Regions from separate parts of the Homo sapiens genome. Here region 2 is linked to region 1. A link is a contact called in ENCODE Hi-C or POLR2A ChIA-PET data. All regions are on one chromosome and are shown on one strand. The core of a region is the stretch at or near the end of the contact, and the rest is flanking DNA. Distances in the headings are between cores, read along the strand shown.

Region 1 (7,374 bases), core at 1,454-3,953:
CCAGGGATGCTGCTCGACCCCTGCAGTGCCCAGGACAGCCCCACCCCAGAGAACAGTCCAACCCCAAATATACACAGTGTCCCAGGGAAGAAACTTCTTCTAAGGGCAGAGAATGGGCTCCAATCCTACCCTGGGCTGGGCATGGTGGCTCACACCTGTCATCCCAGCACTTTGGGAGGCTGAGGCGGGCAGATCACTTGCGGTCAGGAGTTCGAGACCAGTCTGGCCAACATGGTGAAACCCCATCTCTACTAAAAATACAAAAATTAGCCGGGCATGATGGTGCACACCTGTAATCCCAGCCACTCAGGAGGCTGAGGCAGGAGAATTGCTTGAACCTGGGAGGCAGAGGTTGCGGTGAGCCGAGATCACACCACTGCACTCCAGCCTGGGCGACAGAGCCAGACCCTGTCTCAAAAACAAACAAACAAAAAATCCTGCCCCGCTCCCTTGAGGTACCTATCGTGGGCCCAGGAAGGGACTGAGAGTCCAGGGCAGGCACCAACCATCACACAGAGGCCCCCATGTTGTCGCGTGGCTGACACTTCTCTGGGCCAAGTCATTCCCGGAGCTTGAGGAACTTGGCTGAGGGTAGCCTGGCTCTACTGAAAGTCCCCTGCCTGGGGGCCTCCCTCCTTGACCCTTGCAGGACCCCAGGTGACAGGCAGCCCATGGAGTCTGTGGAGGGCAGAGGACCTCGTTGGAAGCTGGCCTTCCGAGCTCCCGTGCGAGGGCGGGATTCTCGTGCCCACAGTGGGGTCCTTGGTTTGCAGCTTCTGAAGCCTTTCCCTGTGAGGGGTTGGGGAGGGGTGTCTCAGGGTTCCCGGGGCCTGGGACAGACAGGCAGGACCCCGCTGTGCCCCTGGCTCAGTGGCTTCTCCAGCTGGGAAGGCAATCTTTGGGGGGTTTTTTTGAGGCAGGGTCTCACTCTGTCACCCAGGCTGGAGTGCAGAGGCACCCTCATCGCTCACTGCAGCCTCAACCTCTTGAGCTCAAGCAATCCTCCTGCTTCAGCCTCCCAAGTAGCTGGGACTACAGGGCGTGCCACCGTGCCCAGCTAATTTTTTTATTTTATGTAGAGATGGGATCTGTTTCCCAGGCCAGTCTCGAACTCCTGGGCTCAAGGAAGCCTCCCAACTCAGCCTTCCAAAGTGCTGCGATTATAGGCGTGAACCACCTGGGTCATCAGGAAGCCAGTCTGCAGCCCCCTCCCTGCCTGGGAGGCACTGGAGGGTGTGTGCGCAGACAGATGGACAGTCCCTTCCATGGAGAACCTGAACTCCCTGCCCTGCCCTGCCCGCTCCCCTGGGACCACCCAGCCCTGGGACTCTGCCCTCAGGCCCTTCCCCAGAAGTCCTGCTGGCCATGGGAAGAGAGAGGCTGAGACCCACCCGGATGGAAGCAGAGAGGCCCTGGGAGGTGGGGGGGATGAGGTTTTAGTGCCGGCCTCCCCCCAACTCTATTTCAGGCACCCCCACCCCACCCCCAACCATCTGCCACTCACATCAAGTAGTAGTCAGCCGGCCCCTTAATCAGCAGTTACTCCGCTGGCGCCGCCCCCCGCCCCCCACCCCAGGGCCCTACCAGGGCCAAAGCTGTCACCTCCAAGGCCACCGAGCTTGGGTGCCCCAGACTCCCTGCTGCCAGGGCCTTAAGGGGGTGTCCTTGGGGCCAGCTGTGGGCCCAGCTAGGGCCTGGGGGAGAAGCAGGCTGAAGAGGCCAGACAGGATCCACCCTGCACATTCTGGGGGAGCTGCGGGCTCCCGAGAAATGGCCTTGTCTCCTCTCTGCCCCCGTTAAGCTTCTGCAGCATTCAACGAGGTCGAGAAACCACTGAGCTTCCGGGAGGACGAGGGCCCAGCCCCCTCCAAGGTAGGGGAGGGGGTGACAAGGTGGGGGTCCAGCGGCTCTCCAAGCAGGGAACCCGTGAGGTGCAGTCAATCCAAACAGGGCTCATTGAGGACATGGCCTGTAAGTTCTCCCCTAAAGGGACCTTCAAACTATGAAACCCCAGAGAGGGGCGGGAGACCCCAGGACAGCCAGGGGTTGGGGTGGGGAGGGGGCCGGAGGGAGGGAGCCCCCACCTCCGTCCTCGCCATTCGCCTCCCCCCACTGAGGGAGCCACAGCTGTGGCCACATCATCGCAAGACACACATGCATTGTTGGGGTCACCCGGCCTGCGGCGGGATCCCCGGCTCTGTCCCCTTAGATAAGGAGAAGCAGTGAGCAGGCCCAGCCCCCAAACAGCTCAGCCGCTGCCTCCTCCTCCTCTTCCTCCTCCTCCCCACAGCCATCTTCCCTGCTCCTTAGGCAGGGCTGGGCCTGGGCTGTCCTGGAGGCCACCGAACCGCCTGGGACAAGTAGGTACCACCCCGGATCTGTGCTTCGGACGTCCTTTGAGGGGGGATCTCATTTCACCACTGTTCTGTGTCTGACTTCCGGCCGCCGAGCGGGGGCCCGTGTTCTGCACGAGGCTGACCAGGGGGACGGGGGGAGAGATGGTTTTGGTACTTACTTTTCTTTTTGTCTCACAACAGGGGGGTTAAGGTTCTCGGGGGCTGAAGGAGCCGCTTGGGGCTGGCAGGCCTGGCTTTATAGCGGCTGTCACCCTGGACCTGGGCAAAGGCACCGTGGTTATTAATAGTGACCGCAGTTTCATGCCCGTGTATGGTCAAGGCCACGGCAGCTGCGGGCTCTGCTGGACTCAGGCCTCCTCCCAACACCTGCTCCAGGCCCTGACCTGGAGGCGCCAGGCAGCGCTCGCCCCACCCAACGCGACTTGGCAATGACTAAGTCTGAGACCCTAGAATCAAACAAGACTCATAGTTGGGGGCCCTCCAGAGGGTGCCAGGCCCCGCTGCAGCCCTTCCTTCCGCCCTCACCACCATCTTGGGAGGCAGATGGAATCGCTGTCCCCTGGGGAGGGGGAAATGGCAGAGAGGCAGCACCGTTTACCAGGAGCAGAGCCAGGATGTGCTTCAACCCAGGACACATTTTGCAGACAGTGTGTAACTAAATCCAAGCTGCGGCGCAAAGCCTCAAATGCGTGTTCTGTGTCCTGTGCTGCCTTTGCTCAGCCTGGGGAAACCGGGAGGGCCCCGATGGCCTCCTCTGCTCCTGCAGGTGCGTCCCCTAGGCAAAGAGCCCTCCATCCTCAGAGGGGGCTGGGCAGGGTCCTGCTTCTCCTTGAGTCACTTCTGTTCCCTGCTAGCCCTGGAACTCTTCTGCTTTCCTCTTCTCCCCTTCTCCTCTTCTTTTCTTTTTGAGAGAGTCTCACTCTGTTGCCCAGGCTGGAGTGCAGCAGCACAACCGTGGCTCACTGCAACCTCCGCCTCCCGGGTTCAGAATGATTCTCCTACCTCAGCCTCCTGAGTAGCTGGGACTTCAGGTGCCCACCACCACGCCTGGCTAATTTTTTGTATTTTTAGTAGAGACGGGATTTCACCCTGTTAGCCAGGTCGGTCTCAATCTCCTGACCTTGTGATCCACCCGCCTCGGCCTCCCAATGTTCTTGGATTGCAGGCGTGAGCCACCGCACCCGGCCTCTTTTTTTTTAGACGGAGTCTCGCTCTGTCGCCCAGGCTAGAGTGCAGTGGTGCAACCTCGGCTCACTACAACCTCCGCCTCCTGGGTTCAAGTGATTCTCCTGCCTCAGCCTCTGGAGTAGCTGGGATTATAGGCGCCCGCCACCACACCTGGCTAATTTTTTGTATTTTTATTAGAGACAAGAATTTCACCATGTGGTTCAGGCTGGTCTCGAACTTCTGACCTCAGGTGATCCACCCGCCTCGGCCTCCCAAAGTGCCGGTTCTGTTCTTTTTTTTTTTTTTTTTTTTGAGACAGAGTTTTGCTCTTGTTGCCCAGGCTATAGCGCAGTGGTGCGATCGCAGCTTACCACAACCTCCACTTCCCGGGTTCAAGCAATTCTCCTGCCTCAGCCTCCCGAATAGCTGGGGTTACAGGCATGCACCACCACGCCCAGCTAAATTTTTTATTTTTACTAGAGACAAGGTTTCTCCATGTTGGTCAGGCTGGTCTCAAACTCCCGACCTCAGGTGATCTGCCCACCTCGGCCTCCCAAAGTGTTGGGATTATAGGCGTGAGGCACTGTGGCCGGCCTGCTTTTTTCTTTTCTTTTCTTCCACCCCTCCCTTGCCCTCTCCTCCCCTCTCTTCCCCTTGCCTTCTCTCTTCTTTTTCTCTTCTCTTCTCTTTTTTTCTTTTTTCTTTTCTTTTCTTTTCTGACAGGGTCTCACTCTGTCACCCAGGCTGCAGTGCAGTGATATAATCACAGCTCACTGCAGCCTTGACCGCCTGGGCTCAAGTGATCCTCCCGCCTCAGCTTCCTGAGTAGCTGGGATTGCAGGCATGAGCCACCACACCCAGCTAATGTTCTAATTTTTTGTAGACACAGGGTCTCCCCAGGTTGCCCAGTCTGGCCTGCAACTCTCGGGCCCAAGCAATCCTCCCGCCTCAGCCTCCCACAGTGCTGAGATGACAGGCGTGAGCCACCGCACCCGGCCTGAAATTTTCTCAACAGGCCGATCATCTCTTCTCTGGGGAAGCGGAGGCCCCCTCACCCTCTCATTACTGCAAAGCCTGCCTCCCACGGTCCCTGGCTGTGTGCTGTGTTCCTGAGCGCAGCCCAGAGTTGGGGGGGACCCTGCGTGGTGTGGGGTGTTCCCTCCCCCGCGACGTCTATCTTATCTGTCCAGCACCTGAGGTCCTGTGTTCAACCAGCCCCATGACCTTTCTCTGATGCCCCAGGGTTGAGTCACAGCCAAGCTATGGCCTGAACCCAGCTTGCCTTGTCCTGGAGGTCACGCCTGGCCCAGCAGCTGCAGGGGGGCGGGGGGGGGGACCCGCACGCGACAACCCTGCCCAAGAGCAGCAGCACGGACGCCCAGGACGCAGGCAGCTGCAGTCATCGCTGGATGCACAGGGATGGGCACCAGGCAAGAAACACACCAAGCCCTCACTGGCTCTCCCTGGCGCTGAGCCCTGTCCCAGGGATGTCTTTGAAAACTTGCTCCCACTGGCTGGACGCAGTGGCTCACGCCTGTAATCCCAGCACTTTAGGAGGCTGAGGCGGGCAGATCACCTGAGGTCAGGAGTTCGAGACCAGCCTGGCCAACATGGTGAAACCCCGTCTCTACTAAAAATACAAAAATTAGCCGGGCGTCATGGCGGGCGCCTGTAATCCCAGCGCTACTCAGGAGGCTGAGGCAGGAGACTAGTTCTGTCTCAAAAAAAAAAAAAGAAAACTCGCTCCCACCAGACAGACCCTGAGCCCCCCCCACTCCTCTCTGCCTCACTCCATCCCAGCCACTCCTTGGCTACTGGCATGACCAAGAGGTTGTCTGCCCATACATGGAGCCTCCCGGCAGGGCCTCCAGCTGCCGCCCCTCCTGAAAGCCGAATTCGACAGGCCAGATTCTGCAGGGGCGGTGAGACCACGGCTCGCCCCAGGGCGGGCCATGGGTGTTTTCTTGACCTAGAAATCAGACCAGTGACCGTCCCAGCCTGTGGGAGCTGAGGGCTGGAAACTGCCAGGGACCTGCCAGTGCCAGGTATAGTCACAGGGCAGGTCATGATATGCCCGTGTGAGCCAGACACCACGCTACTCAAGAGGCTCTCAGAGCTCCAGAGGTCAGGAGGCCAGAAGGAAGGTGCCAGCAGAGCCAGGCTCCCTCCTACCCCTCCAGATTCCGGTGGTGGCCAGTGGTCCTTGGCTCCTTGGCCGCACCGCTCCAATCTCTGCCTCCATCTTTTTTTTTTTTTTTTTTTTTGAGACAGAGGCTCGCTTTGTCACCCAGGCTGGAGTGCAGTGGCACGATCTCAACTCACTGCAACCTCCAACCTCCCGGGTTCAAGTGATTCTCCTGCCTCAGCCTCCCAAGTAGCCTGCCATCACACCCGGCTAATTTTTGTATTTTTAGTAGGGACGAGGTTTCGCCATATTGGCCAGGCTGGTCTCGAACTCCTGACCTTGTGATCCACCCAGCTTGGCCTCCCAAAATGCTGGGATTACAGGTGTGAGCCACCATGCCCGGCCTCTACCTCCATCTTCACATGGCCTTTCTCGGTGGGTAGGGGGGACAGGGATTCACTTTGTTGTCCAGGCTGGAGGGCAGTGGCACGATCATAGCTCACAGCAGCCTCAACCTCCCAGGCTCAAGCGATCCTCCCACCTCAGCTTCCCAAATAACTGGGACTACAGACGTGTGCCACCACGCCCAGCTAATTTTTGTATTTTTTGTAGAAACGGGGGTCTCACTATTACCCAGGCTGGTCTTGAACTCCCGGGCTCAAGCGATCTTTCTGTCTCAGTCTCCCAAAGTGCTGGGATTACAGCTGTGAGTCAACATACCGCGCCCAGCCCCCACGTAGTCTTTTCTTTCTTTTTTGAGACAGAGTCTCACTGTCGCCCAGGCTGGAGTGCAGTGGCATGATCTCGGATCACTGCAACCTCCCCCTCCCAGGTTCAAGCAATTCTCCTGCCTCGGCCTCCCGAGTAGCTGGGATTACAAGCACCTGCCACCACGCCCAGCTAATTTTTGTATTTTTAGTAGTGACGGGGTTTCACTATATTGGCGAGGCTGGTCTCGAACTCCTGACCTCAGGTGATCCGCCTACTTCGGCCTCCCAAAGTGCTGCGATTATAGCCGTGAGCCACCGTACATACCCAGCCCCCATGCAGTCATAAGGACTAGGGCCCACCCTACTTCAGCATGATGTCATTCTAACTACCTCCACATCCGCATCCTAACAAATTACATCTACCCTATTTCCAAATAAGGGCCTATTTAGGAATTCAGTATTTTTGTGGAGGACACCAATTGAGCTCTCACCGGACACCCTGAGTGGGGGACAGGGTGCCCCATCTGACCCTCTGCCAGTGGAACTCAGCCTCACACTGCTGTGGAGTGGGAATCCCGTAGAATTGTGAGCCCCTGAAGCTGCTGCACGCCACTGCCACCCAACGTGGATTCTGGGGTGTCCTTGACAAGACTGAGCACTCCACGGGTACCAGCCCCATCTCAGGTGCCCAGAGGAAGGCCAGAGACGGGGCTGGGGACTCGGGGCTCGGGGTCACCCCACTGAGGAAGGCTGGGCCAGAGTGTGGTTGCATGCTCCCAGCAATGGGAGCCCCCGGGGGTCCTGGTCTCCTGGTGTAGCTGGTCCGCCCCTCCCCAGCAGGGTTCATGTTCTGCTGGTTCCAGGAAAAGGGCTGGGAGTATGAGTTTGGGCCCTGCTGTGCTTCCGTGGACCTCAATTTCCTTGACTGACCAGAGGGGCTGACCTGAGAGGCCTCCTGGTCTTCTGGGGGCTGAGGGGGTGATGGTCCTGGCCTCCGGTGGGGTCCCAGAGGCCT
Region 2 (7,097 bases), core at 131-2,630, 190 kb after region 1:
TTTTGTTTTTTTTGAGACAATCTTACTCTGTCACTTAGGCTGGAGTGTAGTGGCTCGATCTCGGCTCACTGCAACCTCCACCTCCTGGGCTCAAGTGATTCTCCTGCCTCAGCCTCCCGAGTAGCTGGGACTACAGGTGTGCACCACCACGCCCAGCTAATTTTTGTATTTTTAGTAGAGACAGGGTTTCATCATGTTGCCAAGGCTGGTCTCGAACTCATGAGCTCAAGCAGTCTGCCCACCTCAGCCTCCTAAAGTGCTGGGATGGGAGGCGTGAGCCACTGTGCCTGGCCAAGGTTGCAGTTTTAAGAAGTCTGTTGGGGTGAGTCTCATTGAAAAGGTGACATTTGGGCAGAGGCGGGAGTGTACCCCACAGATATCAGGGAAAGGTTTTGAAGCAGAGGGCACAGCCCATGCAAAGGCCCTGAGGCAGGAGCACGCTTGGTGTTGGAGGAGCAGTAAGGAGGCCTGTGTAGCTATAGCAGAGTGAGCAAGGGGGAGAGAAGGAGGAGGGGAAGATGGGGAGGGGGTAGGGGTAGAGGACAGGGCAGATCATGCAGCACATTGTGGACCATAGGGAGGACTTGGGCATTGACCTCCAAGGAGGTGGGAGCCATAGAAGATTTCCGGCAGAGGAGGGACAGGCTCTGACTCCGGTGCTCACGGGCGCCCTCTGGTGTCTGCTGCAGGGAAGACAAGTTTGCAGGACGAGAATGGGAGCTGAGAAACCAGGGTGGAGGAGAGTGGGCTGGTCCAGGCCGGCTAAGGAGAGGCTGCGCCAGGTAGAAGGATGCATTTTGAACATGGAGCAGACAAGACTTTCCTGGTGTAGAGTTTTGCAGGTATGAGAGAAAAACTCAGGGATAAGAAATTTGGACCTGACCCCTCTGGAAGGATGGTGCTTCTGTTTGTAAAATGGGAACGACAGACCAGGCGCGATGGCTCACACCTGTAATCCCAGCACTTCGGGAGGCCGAGGTGGGCAGATCACCAGAGGTCAAGAGTTCGAGACCAGCCTAGCCAACATGGTGAAACCCCTTCTCTACTAAAAATAGAAAAAAAATAGGTGGGCGTGGTGGCGGACGCCTGTCATCCCAGCTACTCGGGAGGCAGAGGTGGGAGAATTGCTCGAACCTGGGAGGCGGAGTTGAGATGGCACCACTGAACTCCAGCCTGGGCAACAGATCGAGACTCCATCTCAAAAGAAAAAAAAAAAAAAGAAACTTTCCCCATGGCAGAAGAAAGACTGGGAGGTTAGGTAGTTCCGGCTGCAGTAGAGAATGTGAGTTTCTCATAAGATCCTCTAGAGGGAGCCGGGAGCTAGGACGCAGGTCCAGCCTCTTATCCGGAGTCCTCCTCGTATCCCCCATCCCCCAGCAGGATGGGCCTGGGTGGGAAAAGTGGTGGGGTCAGCAGGGGTGGTCTTTGTCTTTGCAACAGGGAAGGCCCTGTCTACCCTTCCAGAGTTGGGGGCTTGGAGGAGAGGGGATGCCAAATTCGCACAGGGGTTAGCAAACTTTTTCCTAAAGAGCCGTATAATAAATACACACACACTAAATAAATATATACACAGTTTAGGCGGGGTGCAGTGGCTCACGCCTGTAATCCCAGCACTTTGGGAGGCCGAGGCGGGGGGATCACTTGAGATCAGGAGTTCGAGACTAGCCTGGACAACATGGCGAAACCCAGTCTCTACTAAAAATACAAAAATTAGCCAGGCATGGTGGCGCGTGCACCTGTAGTTTCAGCTACTTAGGAGGCTGAGGCAGGAGAATCGCTTGAACCCAGGAGGTGGAGGTTGCAGCGAGCTGAGATCGTGCCACTGCACTCCAGCCTGTGCGACAGAGACTCTGTCTCAAAACAAAACAAAACAAAACGAAAAAACACACACACGCACACACACAAAAAACCACCCAGCTTAAACTCTGTCTGTTGCAGCTCCTGAAATCTGCTCTCGCAGTTTGCAAGAGGCCTTAGATAACCTGTACGCAACTGGGCATGGCTGTGTCCTAATACAGTTTTATTTTTAGAGGCTGAAATGAGAATGTCACATAATTTTCTGTGAATGCTACCGCTACCATGAAATAATTCTTTTTTTTTTCTTTTTTTTTTTTTGGAGACGGAGTCTCCCTCTGTTGCCCAGGCTGTAGTGCAATGGTGCAATCTCGGCTCACTGCAACCTCCACCTCCCGAGTTCAAGCGGTTCTCCTGCCTCAGCAAGACTCCATCTCAAAATTAAAAAATAAATAAACATATAAATAAAAGTTGCCTAATCTAGAACCTCCTACAGGCAACAGTAGCTGCCTGGAATTTAACAATGTTGTTTATTTATTTATTTATTTATTTTTTGCTTCTGTTTCAGGCACCAGATACTACATTTCTTTTTAATTTACTCTAGCATTATAATGTTTCCTTTTACAAAAGTTGTTGAGAAGGAGTCTTGCTCTGTTGCCCAGGCAGGAGTGCAGTGGCGGGATCTCGGCTCTCTGCGAGCTCCACCTCCTGGGTTCACACCATTCTCATACCTCAGTCTCCCGAGTAGCTGGGACTACAGGCGCCCGCCACCATGCCCGGCTAATTTTTTGTATTTTTTTTTTTTTTAGTAAAGACAGGGTTTCACTGTGTTAGCCAGGATGGTCTTGATCTCCTGACTTCGTGATCCACCCACCTCCGCCTCCCAAAGTGCTGGCATTACAGGCATGAGCCACCACGCCCGGCCAACCTTCATTTTTTTTCAATAAATTTATTTTAAAAAGAAAACTTTGTAACAGGATAATAAATTGAAACCAATAATGGATACCCAAAATAGAAGGGAACTGTAAAAATACATGCAATGGCCGGGCTGGCGCAGTGGCTCACGTCTGTAATCCCAGCACTTTGGGAGGCTGAGGCAGGTGGATCAACACAGGTCAGGAGTTCAAGAGCAGCCTGGCCAACATGGTGAAACCCCATCTCTACTAAAAATAAGAAAAATTAGCTGGGCACGGTGGCGGGTGCCTGTTGTCCCAGCTACTCGGGAGGCTGAGGCAGGAGAATCGCTTGAACCTGGGAGGTGGAGGTTGTAGTGAGCCGAGATCACGCCACTGCACTCCAGCCTGGGCTACAGGTGAGATTCTGTCTCAAAACAAAACAAAACAAAACAAAACAATAACAATAACAAATAAATAAATGCAATGTTTACTGTTCTTAAGATTATTATTATTTCTTTCCTTCTTTTATTTTTTTGAGACAGTCTGGCTCTGTCGCCCAGGCTGGAGTGCAGTGGTGTGGTCTCAGCTCACTGCAACCTGCACCTCCCAGGTTGGAGCAATTCTCCTGTCTCAGTCTCCTGAGTAGATGGGATTACAGGCGTGCACCACCGCGCCTGGATAATTTTTGTATTTTTAGTAGAGACGGGGTTTTGCAATTTAGGCCAGGCTGGTCTTGAACTCCTAACCTCAGGAATATCCTCCTGCCTTGGCCTCCCAAAGTGCTGGGATTACAGGTGTGAGCCACCACGCCCAGCCTGCCAGGGATTAAACATTAACGTCAATATTTGAGCTGGCAGGGGCTTTATATTACCTTCACATCTATCCCCACATTTCATAGACCAAGAAACAGTCTGGGAGAGAAGCAACTCTCTGGCATCACAAGTTTGCTGCTGAGCTAGGGATAGGACTCTCTTTCTCTCTCTTTTGAGACAGGGTCTTGCTCTGTCACCCAGGCTGGACTGCAGTGGTGCCATTATATACCACTGCAGCCTCAACCTCCTGGGCTCAAGCAATCCTCCTGCCTTGGCCCCCTGAGTAGCTGGGACCACAGGCATGCACCATCACACCTGGCTAATTTTTGTATTTTTTGTAAAGATGGGATCTTGCTGTGTTGCCCAGGCTGGTCTTGAATTCCTTGGCTCAAGTGATCTGCCCGCCTCAGCCCCCCAAAGTGCTGGCATTATAGGCATGAGCCACCATGCCTGCACCCCACCCCAGATTTTTTAATTAGCTGAGCTAGGTGGCATATGCCTGTGGTCCCAGCTACTCAGGAGGCTGAGGTGGGAGGATCACTTGAGCCTGGAGTTTGAGGCTGCAGGGAGGCCTGGGTGACAGAGGGAGACCCTGGCTGAATAAATAAATAAATAGCCTTGCGCGGTGGCTCACGTCTGTAATCCCAGCACTTTGGGAGGCCGAGGTGGGTGGGTCACCTGAGGTCAGGTGTTCAAGACCAGCCTGGCCAACGTGGTGAAACCCCGTCTCTTCTAAAAATACAAAAATTATCCAGGCATGGTGGCTTATGCCTGTAGTCCCAGCTACTCAGGAGGCTGAAGCAGGAAAATCGCTTGAACCCAGGAGGCAGAGGTTGCAGTGAGCCAAAATCGTGCCACTGCATTCCAGCCCAGGCAACAAAGTGAGACCCTGTCTCAAAAAAAAAAAAAAAATAGTAGGGTTACATGTTGGGAAATTTAGGTACAGAATCAGATACGCGCAGGAAGGTAGATAATGTGAAGTGAGACTCAGGGAGAAGGAAGCATGTATCGGCCAAGCAGAAAGACCTCAGAAGGAATGAACCCTTGGCCACATGTGGTGGTGAACGCCTGTAATCCCAGCTACTTGGGAGGCTGAGGCAGGAGAATCGCTTGAACCCGGGAGGTGGAAGTTGCAGTGAGTTGAGATGGCACCACTGCACTCCAGCCTGGGCAACAAGAGTGAAACTCCGTCTCATAAAAAAAGAGAAGGAATGAATCCTGCCCACACCTTGATCTTGCAGACTAGATAGGGAAGCCCAGGGATACTTCAGTTCTTGGGGCCTGGAAATGCTGTCCTCCTCAACCCCCAGGCCAACCCCGGTAGGGTGGAGCGGAGGAGACACCCCCTGCCCCTGCCCTGTTTCCTCCTCCACCAACGGGAAGGATGCCAGTGGGGGCCTCCTGTGCCTCCTTTTCCAGGTGAGAGGGTCCGCTGTGACCCTTGGACCTACCAGCCATAAAGCAATCACCGGGAGGAGGTGGTGGCGAGACTGGGAGGTGCGGACTGGACTGAGGGGTGTGGATCAGGAGATGAGACGGGTTAGGTGCTGACTCTCGGTACCGTCCTGCAGACAACCTGTTCCCCTGAAACTGGTGGACAGACTTTCTTTTTTTCTTTCTTTCTTTTTTTTTCTTTTTCTTTTTGAGACAGAGTCTCACTCTGTTGCCCAGGCTGGAGTGCAATGGCGTGATCTCAGCTCACTGAAACCCCTGCCTCCTGGTTCAAGCGATTCTCTTGCCTCAGCCTCCCAAGTAGCTGGGATTACAGGTGTGCGCCAGCACGCCCAGCTAATTTTTTGTATTTTTAGTAGAGATAGGGTTTCACTATGTTGGCCAGTCTGGTCTCGGACTCCTGACCTCAGGTGATCTGCCTGCCTCGGCCTCCCAAAGTGCTGGGATTACAGGTGTGAGCCACCGCGTCCAGCCTATTTACTTCTTATACAGGAATGGTTTCATTCAGCATCTTCCTCTCGTGGGTGGGGAGTGGGGAATGTCTCCTCAGTCTTGCTCCCTGTTGGATCCCAGCACCCGGCACACAGCAGGTGCTCAATAAATAACAGTTACAGGAATGAATGAATGAATGAATTCTCAAGCACAGTGTCCTCCATTCTTTAAGAAGGGCAGAGCGAGTCCCCCAAACTCACAGGATTTGGAGGCCCTGGCTCCAGTGTTCTGTCTTCACCCACCCCTCTGAGAGCAGAGGCTGGAACTCCTGGGATCCACCCAGGACATCAGAGGAGAGTTGGATGCCTGGAGGGTCAGGTCCTAATCAATGTCATCGCCCGTGAGGCCGGCCAGAGTCCCCCTGTGGCCTCCCAGCCTCTGGCTGGCCCCTGGCACACCCACATCACAAGGGTTTTACTCACTGCCTGGCTGTATTACAAGGGAGGGAAGGGGAGGAGGGGGAGGAAAAGGAGGAGGAGGAGGAGGGAGGGAAGGGGAGACGGGAGAGGAGAGGAAGGGGAGGAGGGCAAGAGGGAGGAGGAGGAAGGGAGGAGGGAGGGGGGAAGGGGAGGAGTGGGAGGAGGAGGGAGAAGAGAGGAGGAGGGGGAGGAGGGAAAGGAGGAGGGAGAGGAATGGGGAAAGAAGGGGAGGAGGGGAGGATGACGGGGGAGTGGAAGGAGAAGGAAGGAAGCACGGAGGAGTGGGAGGAAGAGGAGAAGGAGAAGGAAGGGAGGAGGGAGAGGAGAAGGGGGAGAAGGGAGAGGTGGGGAGGAGGGGAAGAGGGGGAGAAGGGGGAGGTGGGGAAGAAGGAGGAGGGTGAGAGAGAGGAGGAGGGAGGAGGCTGAGGAGGAGGGAGAGGAGGGAGAGAAAAAGAAGGAGGGAGAGGAGTGGGGAAGGAGGGGAGGATGAGAGAGAGGATGGGGAGGGGAAGGAGAAGAGGGAAGGGAGCAGGGAGGAAGGGGAGGAAAGAGAAGGGGAAGAGGAGAGGGAGGAGGAGGGAAAAGGCCAAGGAGGAGGGAGCAGGGAGGAGGAGGAAGGCAAGAGGAACAGAATGGAGAGGGAGGAGGGAGAGGAGGAGTGGGAGCTGCTGCCCTCCTGGACCCACTCACTTTTTCCACCGGGAACTGGCCCACAAGGGTGGTGCTCAAGGACCCCAGGGCAAGTCCCCCCGACCCCGCATCTGTAGCAGGGGACCTGGGTGTTGTCAGTTCTCCTGCCTGACTCATGCAATGGCCAAGTGAGTCACATCCCCTTATCAGCTCCTCTGTCCTCCTGTGCAGAATGGGGACTGTCCTTACGATCAGAGCTGTGCAGAGGCCAAAGGGCTAAGGCAACCAGGAAGGGACAGCCGGGCATCCGCTGGGCGTCACGGGACTGCAGTCAGATAGATTTCTTTTTTCTTTTTTTTTTTTTTGAGACGGAGTCTTGCTCTGTCGCCAGTCTGGAGTGCAGCGGCAAAATCTCAGCTCATTGCAACCTCTACCTCCCGGGCTCAAGCCTCCTGAGTAGCTGGGATTACAGGCATGCACCACTGCGCCCTGCTAATTTTGTATTTTTAGTAGAGACGGGGTTTCACCATGTTGGCCAGGCTGGTCTCAAACTCCTGACCTCAGGTGATCCTCCCACCTCGGCCTCCCAAAGTGCTGGGATT

Evidence for each region. A loop is a pair of places that touch in the nucleus more often than their neighbours do. ChIA-PET counts read pairs that join two places held with the same protein, here RNA polymerase II (POLR2A). Pooled maps may share reads with other maps.
Region 2: a loop to region 1 is called in a pooled map, with 2.1 times the contacts of the local background. The contact joins two enhancer-like sites. A Hi-C loop is called at or near these places in 1 of 50 pooled maps. POLR2A ChIA-PET finds 5 or more read pairs at or near these places in 6 of 52 experiments (GM10248, HEK293, HepG2 and 3 more).

What each region holds. Positions count from the first base shown.
Region 1 is chr19:3,948,796-3,956,169 of GRCh38, forward strand. No RefSeq gene overlaps it. Among named protein-coding and RNA genes, the nearest start is that of MIR637, 9.0 kb to the right of the region's middle. RefSeq lists an enhancer at 2,568-3,337. Within about 2 kb of position 2,704, at least 11 of the 41 ENCODE cell types and tissues checked have a DNase peak (open chromatin) inside an H3K27ac peak, as active enhancers do.
Region 2 is chr19:4,139,225-4,146,321 of GRCh38, forward strand. No RefSeq gene overlaps it. Among named protein-coding and RNA genes, the nearest start is that of CREB3L3, 11 kb to the right of the region's middle. RefSeq lists an enhancer at 6,588-6,882. Within about 2 kb of position 1,381, at least 3 of the 41 ENCODE cell types and tissues checked have a DNase peak (open chromatin) inside an H3K27ac peak, as active enhancers do.